Linked DNA regions of Mus musculus: region 2 is linked to region 1. A link is a contact called in ENCODE Hi-C or POLR2A ChIA-PET data. All regions are on one chromosome and are shown on one strand. Each heading gives the region's core, a stretch centred on a gene start or an enhancer-like site at or near the end of the contact. The rest is flanking DNA. Distances are from core to core; before and after follow the strand shown.

Evidence for each region. Hi-C counts contacts between places; a loop is a spot of excess contacts on that map. ChIA-PET counts read pairs that join two places held with the same protein, here RNA polymerase II (POLR2A).
Region 2: a loop to region 1 is called in a map of gastrocnemius, with 2.2 times the contacts of the local background. The contact joins the promoter of Ampd3 here to the enhancer-like site in region 1. A Hi-C loop is called at or near these places in 4 of 37 maps with a recorded cell type or tissue (gastrocnemius, heart and left cerebral cortex). POLR2A ChIA-PET finds 5 or more read pairs at or near these places in 4 of 5 experiments (Patski and embryonic stem cell).

The regions. Positions count from the first base shown.
Region 1 is chr7:110,729,430-110,732,996 of GRCm38, reverse strand. No RefSeq gene overlaps it. Among named protein-coding and RNA genes, the nearest start is that of Gm39068, 8.4 kb to the left of the region's middle. Within about 2 kb of position 1,781, at least 1 of the 3 ENCODE cell types and tissues checked has a DNase peak (open chromatin) inside an H3K27ac peak, as active enhancers do; it is heart, where a contact is called at or near this core.
Region 2 is chr7:110,766,265-110,769,831 of GRCm38, reverse strand. It overlaps Ampd3 (adenosine monophosphate deaminase 3), which reads right to left and starts at 1,626. Exons shown (of 15, transcript NM_001276301.1): 1 at 1,453-1,626. It also overlaps B430319F04Rik.

The sequences.
Region 1 (3,567 bases), core at 532-3,031:
TTGATTCCTATCCCCTAACTCTTCCCACTGCCCACATTTCCTGTTAGTAGCTGTGACTGGCTGGCTGGAAACACGGTGTAGTGTCCAAAAGATTGTTATTGCCAACCTCATTGTCCAAAAGCAAAAACTAAACCACCTGTGATGATTCCTCTTTGTCAGTTTGACTCCCTACACTCAGGAGAATGGTCCCCAGAGGCTCGAGTATTTGAATTCTTGGTCCCTATGGAGTGGTACTATTTAAAAGGATTAGGGCATGTGACATTGTTGGAGAAAGTCATTGGGGGAGAGTCTTAAGGTTTCAAAAAGCCCATCCGATGAGCCCAGGGTCTCTCTCTCTTCCTGCTGCCTACAGATTCACGTAGCTCAGCTCTCGGCTACCTCTCCAGCACCACCATGTCTGCCTGCACGCCATGATTTCCACCATGACAATAACGGGCTAGACCTCTGAAATGGTCTTTTTATAGGTCTATGCTTTCTTTTTATAGAGTTGCTGCGGTCATGGTGCCTCTTCAGAGCAGCAGCTGGCAGCAGGGTCTCTTGTCACTGACAGCTTCTAGGGTTTCTCCTCTCTCTGCCTCACCTCTTCTCAAAGGCACGCTGGGATTACAGATGGGCACTACTGAGTCCAGTCGACTGGGGACTGACACAGGTCCTCATGCTTGCACGGCAAGCACTTTACCCACTGAGCTGTCAGCTGCTCCTTTCCCTCCTTAAGCTGCTCTTGTCAAGTATTTTACCACAGCAAAGAGAACAGTGTCTAACTTACTGCCTGCAACTTCATTCCTTACTGAGTCATAAACAGCCTGCTGCCAGCCCAGCCCAGAAACGTGAGCGCACCCTCACCTCTCCTGCAGAAGCCAGTCATGCCTCCTTCCCCCAAATCCATTTCCCTCATCTGCAAAGTGTGGAAGATGGCATGAGAAAGAACACCGAGGCCCAGGCTCTGGACACGCCTCTTAGATGTGCGGTTTCTGTAAGGGCTCAGAGTTTTCTTAAATGGATCTGTAAAAATAGCTTTTATTCCCAATTACACATTTGTTTTAATATACACATAAACGGAGGTAGCATTTTACTGCGGTGATCATGTCCCATTGATGCTCCAGGGACATGGCCTGTTCAGTCCTAAATACTCATCTGGCCATACCCAGCTACTAGCAGACCGCCTAATGTCCTTTGTGTGAGAGATGGAGGCTGCAGCATTAGCATCTCAGGCCAGGGCCCCAGGGGTCCATGCTGCAGAGTTCAGCTGCCAGCTGCCTGAAGCTCCACAGCAGGCCACAAAATCCTGGGCTCCAGAGAGGTCCCCTTCCTGGACCTCAAACTGTCTTTCCCCATAGCACTTATCCTCTGGAGTCACATGAGAGGAAACCTGAGAATTGAAACTCCCTGCTGTGAGGACTCACAGAGGAACAGCCTGGCCGCCGACCTCCATAAGTAGTCCCTGGCTGCTTTGAGAACTCAGCATGCTGTGTTCATGGCTGTCCCCTGAGATAGGTTGCTGGTTTCTCTCCTTGTTCCCAGAGCAGAGGCCTGGGCAGGTCCTCAGGGTCAAGGCTGGGGCAGAGGTCTCACTCCCTTTGCTCTTTGCTTTGCTCTCTCTGCCTCCATCCTGGGCCAGAGTCCTTTTTTGTCTCCCTGACCTTGTCCCTGCCCTGGTCCTCATTACTCTCTGCCCTGTGGTGTTACAAGATTCCCTCCTTGGTTTCCATCCCCCTCCACCCTCTGGTTTCCTGTCAGTAAACACAATCCATTCTGGAGTGTAACAACAGGCCAGTATCCCAAATGGACAAGGGCCCCTGAGGACAGGCAGTGGAGCTGGCTATAGCTTCTAAGTTTCCAGTCAGGCCTGGATGGTCCCCCTACTGAACTAAAGACACTATCCGCATCTAGTCTGGACTATGCCTTGTGTGAGATTCTAGGGGGACAGCTTCGGGAAACACACAGCATGGCCCAGTCCCCGAGAGGAGGCAGGTCCAAGAAGCTGAAATTATCATGGTCAGCTGCACACCAAGGCACCTGGAGAATGGACAAGGGGAAGGGAAGGAAAGAAAGGAGAGAGGAAGAAATCAGGGTGGCCACCCTGCTATGACCTTGACTCTCCAACATCTCTCTGTGGTATCAATTTCTGATTTGAAGAGAAACTCCCAGTCACAAGATCAACAGAGTTCACTTGAGTTCTAGACAGGGAGAGGGATGCGAACAAGACAAGATGAATCCCAAAACTCAGGGACAGCAAGTCCAAGACAGAGATGTCTGTGGATATTTATAAGTGAGAACTGTAACTGATGTGTAGAAACTCAGAGACCCACCCGAGCATCCCACAAAGCAAGCTACTTCCCTAGCCTGTACCCTTGATCCTAGGGGAAGTGAGGCGGTGCCCGAAGAGCTCCTACTCTAAGTCTTAGATAGTTACCTAACAGATGTCTTTGTATAGACCTCATCCGTAAGCAAATTTGATGGCTAGAGTGGTAGTGCACACCCGTGAACCCCAGCGCTGGAGACGCAGAGGCAGAGGATTGATGGTTTCAGGCTAGCTTGGAAAACAAAGCAACAACCCTGTCTCGACAACAAAATAAAAACACCACAGATTTTGGCCTATGTCTATAGACTTAGTCCTTAGGATGCTGAGGCAGCAAGATCATTTGACTCTAGGATAGCAGTACACGCCTGGGAAACACAGGGAAACTGTCTCAAACAAACAAGAGAGACAATAAAATCAGAGCTTAGTTAACTGAGACCCTTGGTGCCTGTAGCCTGCTGTGCTTGCATGTGGTCCAAAATATGCTAGGGTAGCTGAGAGGTCAGCTGAGAGGTCAGTCCTTTATGAGGCGGGACCTAGCAGGAGACTCTTAGGTCTCTGGGGAAGCTGCCCTTATAAGAGATTAAGGTAGGTCTTATGGGGCCCCTGGGGTCTCGAGAGAGTTACGCGAATGAGCCTGAGGCCCGCATGGTGGTTCACACCTGGATTCCTAGCACTCAAGAAGCAAAAGCCGGAGGATTGCTGCAGGTCTGAGGCCAGCTCTAACTACACAGTGAGTTCCAGGCCATCCTGGGCTACCTCGTGAGACACTATCAAACAGAGCAAAAAAGACCCACTTCTTAATTTAAGATCCAATCCCTTCCTTCCACATGCTCCTCCAGTTGATGCCATCCAATGGGCCCCCCAGTCTTGGACTTCCACCCCAGAATGTGAGCTAAACTGCCTATCTTTCCTTTACAGAGTTAGCCTGTCCCAGGAAAGCAAGCCTGACTAACACAGTTCCTGACACGATTTTATGTCTATCTCTGGCCCTCTCTTACTGTTTTAGTTGTGCCTGGACCCTAATGGTTTCTGAAAGCTAATTTGAAAGTCAAATTCAGAAGACTGGAAGTGTAACCGTCCAACTGTGCTAAGAACAGTACTCAGCTTCTTCAAATGCTGAAAGGACGGCTGGGGTTCATTCAAAGCGCATAGGAGCTGAGAGCCTGCAACAAAACGTAAAGGCTGTGGCTTTTTACAATACTGAGAGCCAGGCATTCGAGATCCACTCCCTCTCCAGAGCCCGCCACCCTCAGAGTTCCTATACT
Region 2 (3,567 bases), core at 377-2,876, 37 kb before region 1:
GGCTGGGCTAAGGATGGATAGGCCTGAAAGGTTAGAGTCTCACACCAGCCCACCTAGAGAGGACCAGGTACTACCAGCCTCTTCAGAGCAAGCCAAGTCCCTCCAAGTTGCAACCTGGACAGGCGGACTCCCCCAGTCTGCAGTCAACACTTCCTCTGAGGTGAAGGTGATGATGGAGCTGGAACAGACAGAGGCTCCACGGCTGCCTGCAACTTGGCATTGACTCTTTGTACCTAGGGTACAAAGCATGTCTTCTTAAAGAGGTCCCTGCTCAGCCCACAACTGCTCAGGACCATACTGGGCATACTGCTGTCAGCTTTACTCCAGTAACTTTGCTTATTTCTCACCAGCCACATGCAGTTTGGGGACACTCCCGTTAGAAAACATCTACTAAGGGGCCTCTCAAACTTGCATCACAGGCCTCTGCCAGCCTAGACCAGCCATTAGCAGATCTGCTCTTAAAGCAGCTGCAGGAAGTTCAAGGGCGGAACCAACCTACTACAGCACAAGGGTGTACTCCCAGTGACTTGCCCAGTGACAGGAGGTAAGAAAGGGGTCCTCAAACGGACTCATCATCTGGTCCATACCTCTGCCTCCACCTAGAAGTTCACCCCAGCCCAACACACCCAGTGAGGCTCAGGCACCTAGAAACTTGTCCAGGAGCTCAAAAGCTAGCATGCCCGGTTCCTTTAATTTCCCTAAATCTTGAGATTTTTCTCTAAGCCAGGAACCAGAGGTGCTGCAGGCTCACCAGAGGCCAGGACCCAGGCCACCGCTGGGTAGGGACGGGGAACAGGCTCTGGAGGTGGGAGCTGCGGAGGTTCTGGTCTCTGAGCACAGAGGGGACTGGGCACAGAGCGCCGGCCCAAGGTCAGCGGCGCAGCATCGCGCGCACTCACCGGATTCGGAGGGCAGGGCCATGGGGGCCGGCTGCCGGGCTGGAGCGCAGGTGCCGCGCCGGGCAGGGCGCACAGGGCAGCGGCAGCAGCGCACTGACGCCTGCGCGGCCCGGTACGTGGAGCTGGACCCGACCAGGCCGCGCTTGCAGCCCGTGCCCGCCCCGCAGGAGCCCGCGACTGGTGGGGACCAGGCTGAGCGCTGTGCGGCAGGGCCCGGTGGCGGGGCAGAGAGCCTGTGCAGCGGGATCGCGCACTACCTGGAGGACCCGAAGCTACCCGAGGCGCTGGGCCGCGCTGCCAGCAGGAAACCTAAGCACCCGGGCGCGGCAGCCTCCCTGTCCTCGGCCGGAAGCGAGTCCGGCTCCACCCGGGCTCCGTGGGGCCGCGACACTGTCCCGGGTCAGATGCCAGCAGGGATACCCGCTCTGAGCCTCCCTACCACCAATCTAGCTGCTGCGCCTCGAGGTGTTTGCCCACCTCCTCCTCCCCTCCCAACCAGGACTTTCCCCAAAAAACGAGATTCTAGAGGCATGGTTCCCTCCACGACACTTACTCTTGGTAGCTAAACCGACCAGCAAGCGTTGGTTTTCTCCAGGTGTTGGACCGGTCCCTTGAATCACCTTCCCGCCCCTCCCAACACACACGGGCGCGCGCGTGTACACACACACACACACACACACACACACACACACACACACACACACACACACACACACACACACTTCCTTGCTTCCCAGCCTTCTGCGGTCTAGTTTCTATGCCAGCCCCTCAAAGTCCGGAATGACCTCTGAGTTGCCAAGGCCAGCGGGAGCTTTCTGTGCACCCTTGCTCACCTCTTCCCAGCACTGCAGCCTGCTGACCACGCCTTCCTTCCTGGAACACAGCTCCCAAAGTTAGCACTGGGTGTCTGCCGCCGCTGGCTTCCACAGACTTCCACAGAGTGACCGGTTTCTTAGCCTCCATGGCCTGGTTTTCCATTATGCTGCTCCTGCTCCGAGGAGTCTCGGGATGCCAGCTCCCTGGATCATTTCTGGAGCTAACTCAGAGAATCCAGGCCCATCCAGGTGGTTTTAATGGCCTCCTGCCTGCTGATAAGCTAGTAAACTCTTAGGCCCAGAATACTCTAGAGCGGCAGGTGCATCTCAACCAGAGATTCCTAGGCCCAACTCCTAATTGCCTGCTGGTGGTTTTAGTCTTGACCAGTGACCTCACCCAAGCACCCCCACTTTAAGCCACACTGGGGAGCCACCTTTTGACTTGTGCCTCTTTCACAGAGTTACTGCTACTGTGAGTTTTCATTCACTTCACAGCTGTCTCATTTAAGCACCAAATTTTATTCTTTCTACTTCATAGCCTGATGCTTGCAATCTACATATTTATCAATGATACTCACATGACTGCTAATATACATTACATAGCACACTTAAAATGTTAAAGATGTGATAAAAATGAAGCAATAATTTAAAAATACGACAGGATCTCACTATGCAGCCCTGGCTCACCTGGATTTTGCTATATGGACCCTCCTTCTGCCTCCAGACTGCTGGGATTAAAGGCACATACCATCAACCCAGAAAATTATTTTCCTTTTAATGAATAGTATGCTGCATCTTTTTCTTCTTGCTTTAAAGTTGCCCATGATCGGCTTGGTGAAAGAACCGTGATTAAACTAGTTTGCTAGGCCAGGCTTGGTGGTCCATGCCTTTGATCCCAGCACTCAAGCAGCATACAGCTATCTTTGAGTTTGAGACCGGCCTGGTCTACAAAGCAAGTCCAGGACAGCCAGGGCTCTGTTATACAAAGAAACCCTGTCTAACAGAAAAACAAACAAACAGAAACAGAAACAAAAAGCTAGCTAGTTTGCTGAACCTTAATTTTTTTTAGATTTATTTATGTGCATGAACCTTTTGTTCCCATATATGTCTGTGCATACCTGTGTATTTGGTGCATGAGGAAGTCAAAAGAGGGCATTGTCTCCCCTAGAACTGGAGTTATGAGTGTTATACGTCACCGAGTAGATTCTGGGAATGGAACTTGGATCTTCTGCAAGAACAAGTACTCTTGACTGCTGAGCCATCTCTCCAGGACTCTGGCTGTTGTTATTTGTTTCCTAAGAAGATAGATACCCAAAGATAAACAGAACTCTGTCTCTGCACTTATTAAATTATAATTCTGCTCAAATAGCACCTCCCAATTCTGTAAATGTGAAGGGTCACAGGAAAATGATTTTGTCTGAAATCAATGTTCTCAGTGAGTATTTCGTCAACTATCCTTGCAATTATTTTTAAAATATGTGACATTTTAAATTTGAGATAGTGAATCTGTAAGATTATAAAAAGTATGCTTCTGATGTAGACATCCCTGGTCTAGACTGTCACCTGAAGCCATGTTGACATCTGAGAGCTGTGCAGAGCTGGCCCTGTTTCTCATCAGATGCAGCAACTGGAAGAGCTGGCCCTACCCCTCGCCTGGGCAAAAAGCTGACCAACTCAGCTTCCATCCAGGCCCAGACCCAGTACTTTGAGTTGGCCCACCCCAACATCTACCCCATCTATGAACTGCTAGAACATGTGAAGGGGCCAGTCCTACAGATCCAAAGCTGCAGGATCTCTAAAACACAGGGCCTCAACATAGTATCCAAGAGGAGTCCAGGTGAGGAGCCAGTATC